Linked DNA regions of Homo sapiens: region 1 is linked to region 2. A link is an interaction called in ENCODE POLR2A ChIA-PET data of the cell type or tissue named here. Cell type or tissue: GM12878. All regions are shown on one strand. Links, peaks and the distances in the headings refer to the core of each region. The heading gives the core; the rest is flanking DNA.

What was found. ChIA-PET counts read pairs that join two places held together with the same protein. Peaks named below come from ENCODE experiments on the same cell type or tissue, not always from the same donor. Only the 100,000 strongest peaks of a DNase experiment are listed, where the experiment ranks them.
Region 1: POLR2A ChIA-PET joins it to region 2 with 8 read pairs; 1 of 35 experiments calls an interaction of 5 or more read pairs at or near these places.

The regions. Positions count from the first base shown.
Region 1 is chr19:48,115,781-48,121,146 of GRCh38, reverse strand. It overlaps LIG1 (DNA ligase 1), which reads left to right. Exons shown (of 28, transcript NM_000234.3): 25 at 1,957-2,010; 26 at 3,366-3,509; 27 at 5,182-5,274. Among named protein-coding and RNA genes, the nearest start is that of PLA2G4C, 7.6 kb to the right of the region's middle. In GM12878, for the core only: no CTCF peak of the experiment used is centred there; no DNase peak of the experiment used is centred there; H3K27ac peaks cover 799 bases.
Region 2 is chr19:46,352,038-46,357,403 of GRCh38, reverse strand. PPP5C (protein phosphatase 5 catalytic subunit) reads right to left here. Exons shown (of 13, transcript NM_006247.4): 2 at 3,415-3,656. Among named protein-coding and RNA genes, the nearest start is that of PPP5C, 7.6 kb to the right of the region's middle. RefSeq lists silencers at 461-550, 4,565-4,734. In GM12878, for the core only: no CTCF peak of the experiment used is centred there; no DNase peak of the experiment used is centred there; H3K4me3 peaks cover 593 bases; H3K27ac peaks cover 994 bases.

The DNA.
Region 1 (5,366 bases), core at 196-5,195, 1.8 Mb before region 2:
GCAGAAGCAGGAGGGAAGGAGATTAGACTCCCGGGGGTATTTCCTATTGCACAACCCAGACCGAGGGGTGCTCACATCCCCCTGTGAAGGATCCGTTCTCCCCAGTTTTTATTTACTTTTTCTGGTTCTATGAGCAACTCTTGCTTCATATAGAAAAACAGGCTGGGATAGAAAGATGTCAGGAATGTGTGTCAGTGAGAGATTGAGATTAGCTACAAATAGTGGTGGCTCACATAAGAAAAGAATTTTTTTGTTATGAAATGAGAAGTGTGGAGGGGGCAGTCTGATGCCATTAGGGATTCAGGTTCCTCCTCTCCCCACATTTTTTTTTGTCCCCACATTTTTTTTTTCTGCCATGTGCCTCTGGCCTCATCATCACAATGTGGCTGCAGGAGTTCCAGCCCTCATGGCCATGCCTGCTCCACGCACCAGGGAAGAGCAAAGGGGGTTGGACCCTGAGTCAGCCTCAGCCAGTGAACACCTTCTGCTCAAGTTCTGTTGCTCATCACTTTGCTCCATGGCTCACCCCTAGCTGCAAGGAATTCTGGGAAATGTAAAGTGATTTACTTTTTTTCAAGTTAAAGTTTTTCTTAAAGCTGTGCACATTTTGGACTAGATTTTCTTACGTATTTCCTATATTCCCCTCTCCAACAAATTTGGGTCTTTTGCCACAGAAACAGAACAAAATATCACCTAGAATCGTACCACCCAGAGACACGCAGTAGTGACATTTGAGGGAATGTTTTATTTACATTTTTGCAAAGTTGTGATCCTTCTCTATGAGTAATTTTCTTTTCTGCCTTTTTACCCTGGAAGTACTTTGTTTTCAGTGTTGTATATGCCCTTAAGCAATATGGCAACAGGACCTGAATGCCCGCACAAGAGTTTTCAAGTGCTGTGCCCCATAGCACATAGTGCTGTGTCCTGAACCAGCTCCCCGTGGCTGTGTGGGGAAGTTGTTGCCGGCTTTGTTCTGATGGGTAATGTGATTACTTAGTGTCCGTTAACCTAAACGATCAGTGACAGAAGTGACTTTTATAAATCACAAATGTTTTGGCCACCAATCTACATTGTCACCATTTTGCATTATTTAGAATAGATTTTTAAATGAGCTATTGTCAGGACAAAAGGCAAAAAGAATCCTTAAGACTCTCAATGCAAAAGGGGCTTTCCAGGTGACGTTTATATTGGTGATTATTGCCCACTTGCTGCGTATCTGCCAGCATCCAGCATTACTGCTAATTTTTAGCCTTTCCTATTTTGGTAGGTGAAAGAAGCTCTTGGCAGTGTTAACATTGGAGATGGGCTGGGCATGGCCACTCACGCCTGTAATCCCAGCACTTTGGGAGGCTGAGGTGGGAGGATCACTTGAGCCCAGGAGTTCGGGACCAGCCTGGGCAACATAGTGAGACCCCACCTCTACAAAAACTTTTTTAAAAAATTAGCCAGGCGTGGTGGTGCATGCCTGTGGTCCCAGCTACTTGGGAGGCTGAGGCAGGAGGATTGCTTGAGCCCAGGAGGTGGAGGTTGCAGTGAGCCAAGATTGCACCACTGCACTCCAGCCTGGATAACAGAGCTACACCCTGTCTCAAAAAAAAAAAAAAAAAAAAAAAAAAAGACTGGAAGTGAGGACAGCCAGTTACTGGGCAGTGAGGATGTGGGTGAGCATAAGGGAGTGACTTCCTGGGGCCAGGGAGACAGTGGAAGCAGCAAGAGTTTCTCCATAAAGCAGAAGACAGGGAGTGGTTCACGGCAGGCCTGCTGGGAGAACATTCCCACCCGGGAGTCTCTGGATGGATGCTCCGCACCCCCAGCTCCCTACTTCCCTGGTTTTCTGTGGATACTGCGTAGACCAGAGTGGGGTGGGGGCCATGAGTGTACACAGCTTTAGATGGCAGGAGCAAGTGCTGGGCCTGTGGCTGGCTGAGCCTCTGACCTCCCGCTTCCTCCCTGCAGCTTGGAACTGGCTTCAGTGATGAGGAGCTGGAGGAGCATCACCAGAGCCTCAAGGTGAGCCATGGCGGCTGCGCCTCAGCCTCCACCCCTCTCCCCCCTGCCCCTGACAGCACAGTCCTTCCATGCAGGGCTCTTGGCTTCCACCATCTTGGGGCTCCAGGTGTGGGCAGGAGGGCAGCAGGCAGTGGAGCTGGCTTTGGAGTCCAGCATCTCCAGGTTCATGTCTCAGCACTGCCGGCTACTAGCTGGTGACCCTGCTCAAGCAGCCTCACCTCCCCAAGCCCTGTGCCTCATTCACACCAGGGGTTAGCCAAAGGACACAGCAGGTGCCATAGCTGCTCCTTGTGAAGTGCCTGTGAGCCCTGATCAATGTGAATGAATGTTGTCATGGTCACAGGCATTTCAGGCATGAGTGTCTGTCCTACATATTGGATCTGTATTAGTTTATTTTCATACTCATACTGCTATGAAGAAATAACCCAAGACTTGCCGGGCGTGGTGGCGCATGCCTGTGGTCCCAGCTACTTGGGAGGCTGAGGCAGAAGAATTGCTTGAACCCAGGATGCAGAGGTTGCAGTGAGCTGAAATCATGCCATTGCACTCCAGCCTGGGAAACAGAGTGAGACTCTGTCTCAAAAAAAAAAAAAAAAAAAAAAGGATCATTTATAAAGAGAGGTTTCCTGGACTCACAGTTCCACACGGCTGGGGAGGCCTCACAGTCATGGCAGAAGGCGAAAGAGGAGCAAAGGCACATCTTACATGGCGCCAGGCAAGAGAGCGTGTGCAGGGGAACTGCCCTTTATAAAGCCGTCAGATCTCGTGAGACTTCCTCACTATCACGAGAACAGCACGGGAAAAACCTGCCCCCATCGTTCAGTTACCTCCCACCAGGTCCCTCCACGACACATGGGGATTTTGGGAGCTATGATTCAAGACAAGATGTGGGTGGGGACACACGGACCCTGACACCATCTCTGTCCCACTCTTTGGTTCTCTCTCTCCATTGCCCTCTCTCTCTACATCTCTGTCCCTGTCCCACTGTGTCTCTGTCTCCTTCCTCCAGGTCTCTGGCCCTTTCTCTGCCTCTTTTTGTCTTTAATGTCCTGCCTCAGCCCCCAGGGCCTTTCATTTCTTTCCATCTCCCATTCCTCCCAACTCCCACCTTTCTCAACTTTTTACTTCAAGGGGGTCTTGTTTCTTTTCCCTTCTTTCACTTTCTGTTTCTCTTTCTATTTCTGTTTACTTCAAGGGGGTGTCTTGTTTCTTTTCCCTTATTTCACTTCCTATTTCTGTTTACTTCAAGGGGGTGCCTGTTTTTTTCCCTTCCTCCCTCTCCCCAGCCCTCCAACACTTGGCCTTGACTTTGAGATTCCAGACCCTCTGTTCCTCTCTTCCTCTGCTCACTGCAGGCGCTGGTGCTGCCCAGCCCACGCCCTTACGTGCGGATAGATGGCGCTGTGATTCCCGACCACTGGCTGGACCCCAGCGCTGTGTGGGAGGTGAAGTGCGCTGACCTCTCCCTCTCTCCCATCTACCCTGCTGCGCGGGGCCTGGTGAGTGGCAGAGGACCTGGCCGTGGCCCTGTGTGGGATTCTGGGCGGGCACACAGAGAGCAGAGTAGGGAGGGGACCTTGGCTCACATCTGCTCTTCCAGGTAAGGATCAGGAAGATGAGCTTGCATTTTATTTGAGTGTCAGATAAAAAGATCAAAACATTTTTTCTTTAAAAATGGGCCGGGCATGGGGGCTCGTGCCTGTAATCCCAGCACTTTGGGAGACCGAGGCAGGCAGATCACTTGAGGTCAGGAGTTCAAGGCCAGCCTGGCCAACATGGTGAAACCCCATCTCTACCAAAAATACAAAAATTAGCCATGTGTGATGGCGGGTGCCTGTAGTCCCAGCTACCCAGGAGGCTGAGGCAGGAGAATCGCTTGAACCTGGGAGGCGGAGGTTGCAGTGAGCCGAGATCACACCACTGTACTCCATCCTGGGTGACAAAGCAAGACTCTGTCTCAAAAAAAGAAAAGAAAATTCTTTTCTTAAATAAAAGAATTCCCAGGGCAAGCACAGTGGCTCATGCCTGTAATCCCAGCACTTTGGGAGGCCGAGGCAGGCAGATCACTTGAGGTCAGGAGTTCAAGACCAGCCTGACCAACACGGTGAAACCCCACCTCTACCAAAAAATAGAAAAATTAGCTGGGTATGGTGACCCGTGCCTGTAGAGACGGGGTTTCACCATGTTGACTAGGCTGGTCACAAACACCTGGCCTCAATCCGCCCACCTCGGCCTCCCAAAGTGCTGGGATTACAGGTGTGGGCCACCATGCCCAGCCAAGAACTTACATTTTTGATCTAATTTTTAAAAATGTTTTACCATGCTGCACGTTAGACAGCCAGGGACCCTTAGTAACAAGGCACAGGAGCCGGTGTGTATCCAGCCCTTGCTGTGCAGTGGGCACTGTGTGGTCATCAGCGTGTCACTCATAGACACTCATTTAATCCTCTCAAAATCCGTAAGACGTAGTGACACAAACATCTCCATTTTACGGTGAGGATGTAGAGCCCTAGAGAGCCTGAGTAACTGCCCCTGCATCACGCGGCTCCTGAGAGTTGGGAGCTGGGATTGGAATCCCACAGTCAGATTCTAGAACCCATACCCTGGCGCCGTAGTTCAGCCTCTCAGCCCGAATTACCGTCATTATCGTAACGGCTGTAGCAGGTGGCATTTTTTTTTTTTTTTTTTTGAGTTGGAGTCTCGCTCTGTCACCCAGGCTGGAGTACAGTGGCGCAATCTCAGCTCACTGCAAGCTCCCCACCTCCCGGATTCACGCCATTCTCCTGCCTCAGCTTCCTGAGTAGCTGGGACTACAGGCGCCCGCCACCACACCTGGCTAATTTCTTTTTGTATTTTTAGTAGAGGCGGGGTTTCACCGTGTTAGCCAGGATAGTCTCCATCTCCTGACCTCGTGATCCACCCGCCTCGGCCTCCCAAAGTGCTGGGATTACAGGGGTGAGCCACCGCACCCGGCCAACAGGCAGCATTTCTTGAGCACTTACTGTGCCCGGGTACTGTTCCAAGCACTTTGTCAACTTGTTTAATCCTTATGACAACCCATCGTTCGGCCCCGTCATGTGGATCAGGAAACAGTCCAGAGTGGAGGAGGGAGGAGACTGAGCAGGGGGTCGCTGGGGCTGGACCGCAGGAGTCTCCATCCCGCTTCCGCAGGTGGATAGTGACAAGGGCATCTCCCTTCGCTTCCCTCGGTTTATTCGAGTCCGTGAAGACAAGCAGCCGGAGCAGGCCACCACCAGTGCTCAGGTGAGGTCCTGGGAAGCAGGGGTGGGCCGCCCAGCTGCTTGGCCCTACCAGCTTTTTAGCGTGGTGGCCTCTCTGGAACCTTGTGGAGGTGG
Region 2 (5,366 bases), core at 314-5,313:
GGTCACAGAAATTTTCTGTGTAACTGTTGACTGAGAGAATAGAAAAAACACTTTGGGGCCGGGTGCCATGGCTCATGCTTGTAAGCCCAGCCCTTTGGGAGGCTAAGGTGGGCAAATTCCTTAAGCCTAGGAGTTTGAGACCAGCCTGGGCAACATGGTGAAACCCCATCTCCACAAAAATTACACAAATTACCCGGGCTTGATGGCACACGCCTGTAGTCCCAGCTACTTGGGAGGCTGAGGTGGGAGGATCGCTTGAACCCAAGAGGCAGAGGTTGCAGTGAGCCAAGATTTGTGCCACTGCACTCCAGCCTGGGTGACAGAGCAAGACTCTCTCTCAAACAAAAAACAAAAAACAAAAACAAAGAAAAAACACTTTGGTTGTTATTCCTATATTCTCACCTCCTTTAACAGATGAGGACACTAAGGCTGAGAAAAAAGGCACTAGGAGCCATGCAGCTGCTACCCAATCTGAGCTGGCTGTGAACCTAGGCGTCCTGAGCCCAGAGCCTGCCCCATCTAGCCCCTGCACTGGTGACCGCAGACTCTCTGCCTGCAGCCCACATGTAAAATAGGGATTTTTATATCACATCCATCACTCATCTGTACTTGTGTAAATGAAAAGTCATTTCCACAAAACAATATTTATACACACTTCCTCCAAACAATGAACCGTTTTTAATTCTCTGTTTGATGAAGACAAAAGTGCTGAAGCTATTCAACTGATTGTGGCCCAGAAACAGTTACAAGCATGGACTAGGGGTTCAAGTCTCAGCTCTGCCACTTCCCTGCTGGGTGACCTTGGAGGAGGGACATCTCCTCTCTAGGCCTCAGTCTGAATTCAGGCTGAATTCAGGTGCACAAAGGGCTCCCAGCAGTGCTGGGCCCAGAGTGAGCAGACCGCTGAGGAAACCGAGGCTAAGGGGAGCTCCCCCGCCCAAGGCCAAGGTCACGTCTTTGCTCTGCTTCCCTGGCGAGCTTCTGGTCTAGGAGGAAACTCTAGCATCCAGCAAGCAGGAGGTAGAGTCTTGGGAAGATGAACTGCCCCAGGGCACATGGAGCCTGAAGAACTGCGCAGAAAGGAGCAAGGCTGAAGGCCTGCAGGCATATGGATGGCCTGATGACAGGTAAGCCCTCATGTTCATGTGGGGGTCCCCAATGCTGCTGGGAGAGCCCCCATGGGGAAATGGGCCATGACAATTTAGGTGCTGGGTATTCTGTAAAAGACTCTGAATTCCCCACCCCCTCAACCCTCCCTGCCATCCGCCAGGCCTGGGACACAGCTCAGACGTGGCACACCCACAAGATGGCTGAAGCCAACCAGCCCAGCCTCAGGGAGTATGCGGGGTTGGGAGTATGCGGGGTTGGGCCCTAGACTGGGCCAGAGTCTTGAAAAGCCTGCTCCTTACCCTGGGGAAAGACACTCTTGCAGCCCCACACTTGACGAAGACCCTGCCTGCAGCCCCTGCTCCTTACCCTGGGGAAAGATGCTCCTGCAGCCCCACACGAGATGAAGACCCTGCCCTAAACCTGTCCTTGGGGCTCCTCTCTTCTGCCCCACTGTCTCCCCAGGCCCCCTTCCCACCTGGAGCCCTGCCCCAACCCAACACCGACTGTCCTTGGTTACTCATTACTGAGCCCTGCAGCTCGTGACCTTTACTCAACCATGTCATCACAGCCACAGCCATCCGGAGGCGGCCACTCCTCTTGTCACCATTTTCTAGATTAGGACAGGAAGAGACAATGAGGGAGGGGCTTGGCCAAGAATGGCTTGGGAGCCCAAGCTGGGAAGGCCTCTGCTCTGCTGCCCCTGCCCCCACCCTTCTAGGTGTCGCCCTAACCCCCCGCCACATCTCTGCCCCCATCCTAACATGTGTCCCCTGGACTCATGCTTAGCTCAAGCCTTCACCTGGCCTGAAGTCCACCCTCCACCCCAGGCCAGCGGCCAACAGCCAGGACAGTGTCTGAGCTGGCTCCACCGACTGCAGACTCGTGCTTCTCAGCCCCGCGACCAACTGCAGACTCGCGGCTCCCAGCTCCCTGGTTGCCCCTCCCTACACGACACAAGCAGCTCCGAGTGTGATGGTTGCAAGGGAAGGAGGGAGTGAAGTGTGTCTGTGTCGGGGGGCAGGATAACAATCCTCTCGACACACACTGACCAAGCCCCCTGCTGCACCATCCCCATGCGCAGGACAAGCGCACGGCCCCGTCTCAGGGAGCGAACTCTGAGGTGGGAGAGATAAGGCCCTGAGGCCAGGCCTCCTGGGTTCAAATCCCAGCTCTGCTACTAACCAGGTGGGGGTCACTGGGCAGGTGACTTCACCCCTTAGGGACTGTTTCCTCATCTGTGCAAGGGGAGTAATCCCAGTTCCCACGTCCCAGGGTGCTGTAATGATTCAGCCAGCCTCCCTGAAGGAAGATGCAGAGCACACCTGGTGTGAAGGTGTGTGCTCGCTCTGCAGAGCCTCATACCGTCAGGATTTTCATTAGGTGGGTGAGGGCACTAGCGAATTCTCACTGTGCCCTAGGTCCCCTCCCTCATCAGCATATCACACATATCCTGTCTGCTGTCCCTGGCAGCATATCACCCTTCTTGTTTTTTTTTTTGAGACAGGGTCTCACTGTGTCGCCCAGGCTGGAGTGGAGTGGTGAGAGCATAGCTCACTGCGGCCTTGAGCTCCTGAGCTCAAGTAATCCTCTTGCCTCAGCCTCCTGAGTAGCTGGGACTAAAGGTGCGTGCCACCACGCTTGGCTAATTTTTGTATTTTTTGTAGAGATGAGGTCTCCTCCCTATGTGGCCCAGGCTTGTCTTAAACTCCTGGGCTCAAGCAATCCTCTCACCCTGGCCTCCCAAAGTGCTGGGATTACTGCCGTGAGCCACTGTGCCCGACTGCCCTTCCTCTTTTCTTCAAAGTGCAGATCCTCACCTGCAATTATTCTGCTAACCTATTCAGTGGTGGGTTTTCTGCCTGCCCCTGAAAGACAAGCTCCACCAGAAGAAGAGAGGCTGTGTGGCTCCTGTCCAGCACCAGCACTAACAATGACAGTAACCATCAGGTGAACCATCACAGGACACTGACCCCGGGCCAAGTACTGGTCTACTCGTGTGAAAGGCAAAAGCTCACTTTTCCTCACCGCTACCCTTGAGGCTGATCCTCTTGTTCTCCTCATTTCACGGATATGGAAAGGAAGGTGTGGCGAGGCGGGGTAACTGGCTCAGGGTCACAAAATGTGAGATGGCTGAGCAGAGCTGTGGCCTGGGTACTCTGGCCTGGGCCCAAGGCCCCACAGGCACTTGCTGGCTGGCTGAGTGGTAAGTAGAGGAGTGAATGGCTCCTCACACCCGTCCCCGCCAGCCCAGCCCTCAGTATCTGCCTGGCTCAGGTGCCAGGCCTGGCCCACTCCCCAGCTCACCGTCTCGTAGTCTCGCAGCGCGGCCCGGAACTTGCCCAGTGCCATGTTGCTGGCAGCCCGGCGGTAATAACCCTTGATGTACTTCTTGTCCAGCTCAATGGCCCGCGTGGCGTCTCCCAGCGCGTAGCCATAGCACTCAGTGCGCAGGTAGGCCAGGCTGCGGTTGCCATAGTAGATGGCATTGCTGGGGTTCAGCTCGATGGCCTGGCTGTAGAACTTGATGGCGTTCTCGTAGTCCTTGGCTGCGGAGACAGAAGAAGAGGCATGAGGCAGTGCTCCAACCCTGCGAGGACAGGCCCTGGGCTGGGTGACGCCCAGTCTCCCTGTTCACAGATGGGGAAGCTGAGGGCTACCCTGAGCCCAGAGACATCTCTTCAGCCTGCCCCTCCTGCCTGTCCCAACCAACCTAGCTCAGGGCTTGTCCTCTCGGCCACAGTCTCCAGGACTCCACACACCCGCCCACCCACCCCTCCAGCCCCAAGCTGGGCACTAGCAGCAGACTGAGGGAAGAGCACTCCGATAGCAAGAAGAGCAGGTGCAGAGGCCCAGAGGTGGTTGAGCCTTGTCTGAGGGCCAGTGAGAGCTGAGGCAGCTGGGTGGAGTGGGCAGGGGGAGGAGAGATGAGGCAGGGAGGCTGGTGGGACAGATCCCTGGGCCCCGGGCAGCCACAGTGAGGTCTGGACACTGATGTTCTAAGTGTGGAGTGACAGGATGTGACATCTGGCCAAGGAGGAGAGGTCGGATTTTATTTGAGATGAGCTATAGCTGTACCCTGCACTTTACCTCGTGACCTGTGGAATCCTCATGTCTCCACGGGAGTAAGGACCATCTGGTGCTCATTTTACAGACAAGCCATGGAGGTCTTGCTCAAGGTCAAATGCCCTGTCTGCACCTGCAGAGCCAGGCTTGATCCCTCCCTCGTGCCCATTTGACAGGCAGGAGAGCCAAGGCTTAAACAGCCTTAGAGGCTTGTCCCCACTGGGGGCCGTGATGTACCAGAGCCATGCAGGGCTTTAGTACACAGGTCCCCCTTCACTGAACTCTCACAAGCCCAGGGAAACTACATTAACCCCCGTCTCCAAATCTGGGGACTGAAGCTCAGGGAAGAAAGGCCGGTGCTCAAGGTCACACAGCAGGTGACAAGTGGGCCTTCTTTTTTTTTTTTTTTTTGAGATGGAGTCTCGCTCTGTCGCCCAGGCTGGAGTGCAGCGGTGCGATCTCCGCTCACTGCAAGCTCCGCCTCCCAGGTTCACACCATTCTCCAGCCTTAGCCCCCCGAGCAGCTGGGACTATAGGCGCCCGCCACTATACCCGGCTAATTTTTTGTATTTTTAGTAGAGACGGGGTTTCACCGTGTTAGCCAGGATGGTCTCGATCTCCTGACCTCGTGATCCTCCTGCCTTGGCCTCCCAAAGTGCTGGGATTACAGGCGTGAGCCACAGCGCCTGGCCGAGAAGTGGGCCTTCTGAGCCAGGCCAAGACCAAAAGGCTCCCACTCTCACGCCCCATGCCATGGTGACCTCTGGGCAGGAGCGTGGCACAGGGGTAAGCACAGAGGCAGGAGTAGGTGGCCTGGGCCCAGTCCCTAGCTCTGCCTCTTACTACCTGGGTATCCCTGGGCTACTGAGGAACCCCCTGTGGACTAGGGTTTCCTAGAGTCCTTCTACCAGCAGCCCTGCACAGAGTCCCCACCCTCACTCCCATTTTAATGTTCTCAACAGCACTCCGAGAGTCCTTCTTACACACAGCCCTGCCCTCCCAGGGCTTACCATCCAGTGGAGGAGACAGATCCATCCCTAGACAGTGGTGCCCAGTGTTTAGGGTTGGGGCAGCTCGGAGGGGACACTGGGGCTGAGACCTGGAGGATGGGAGTCAGTTGGTTGAAGAGATGGAAGAAGAGAGTCCCAGGCTCCATGAGTGGCTCCAGAGGGAAAGGAAGGAGGGATGCAGAG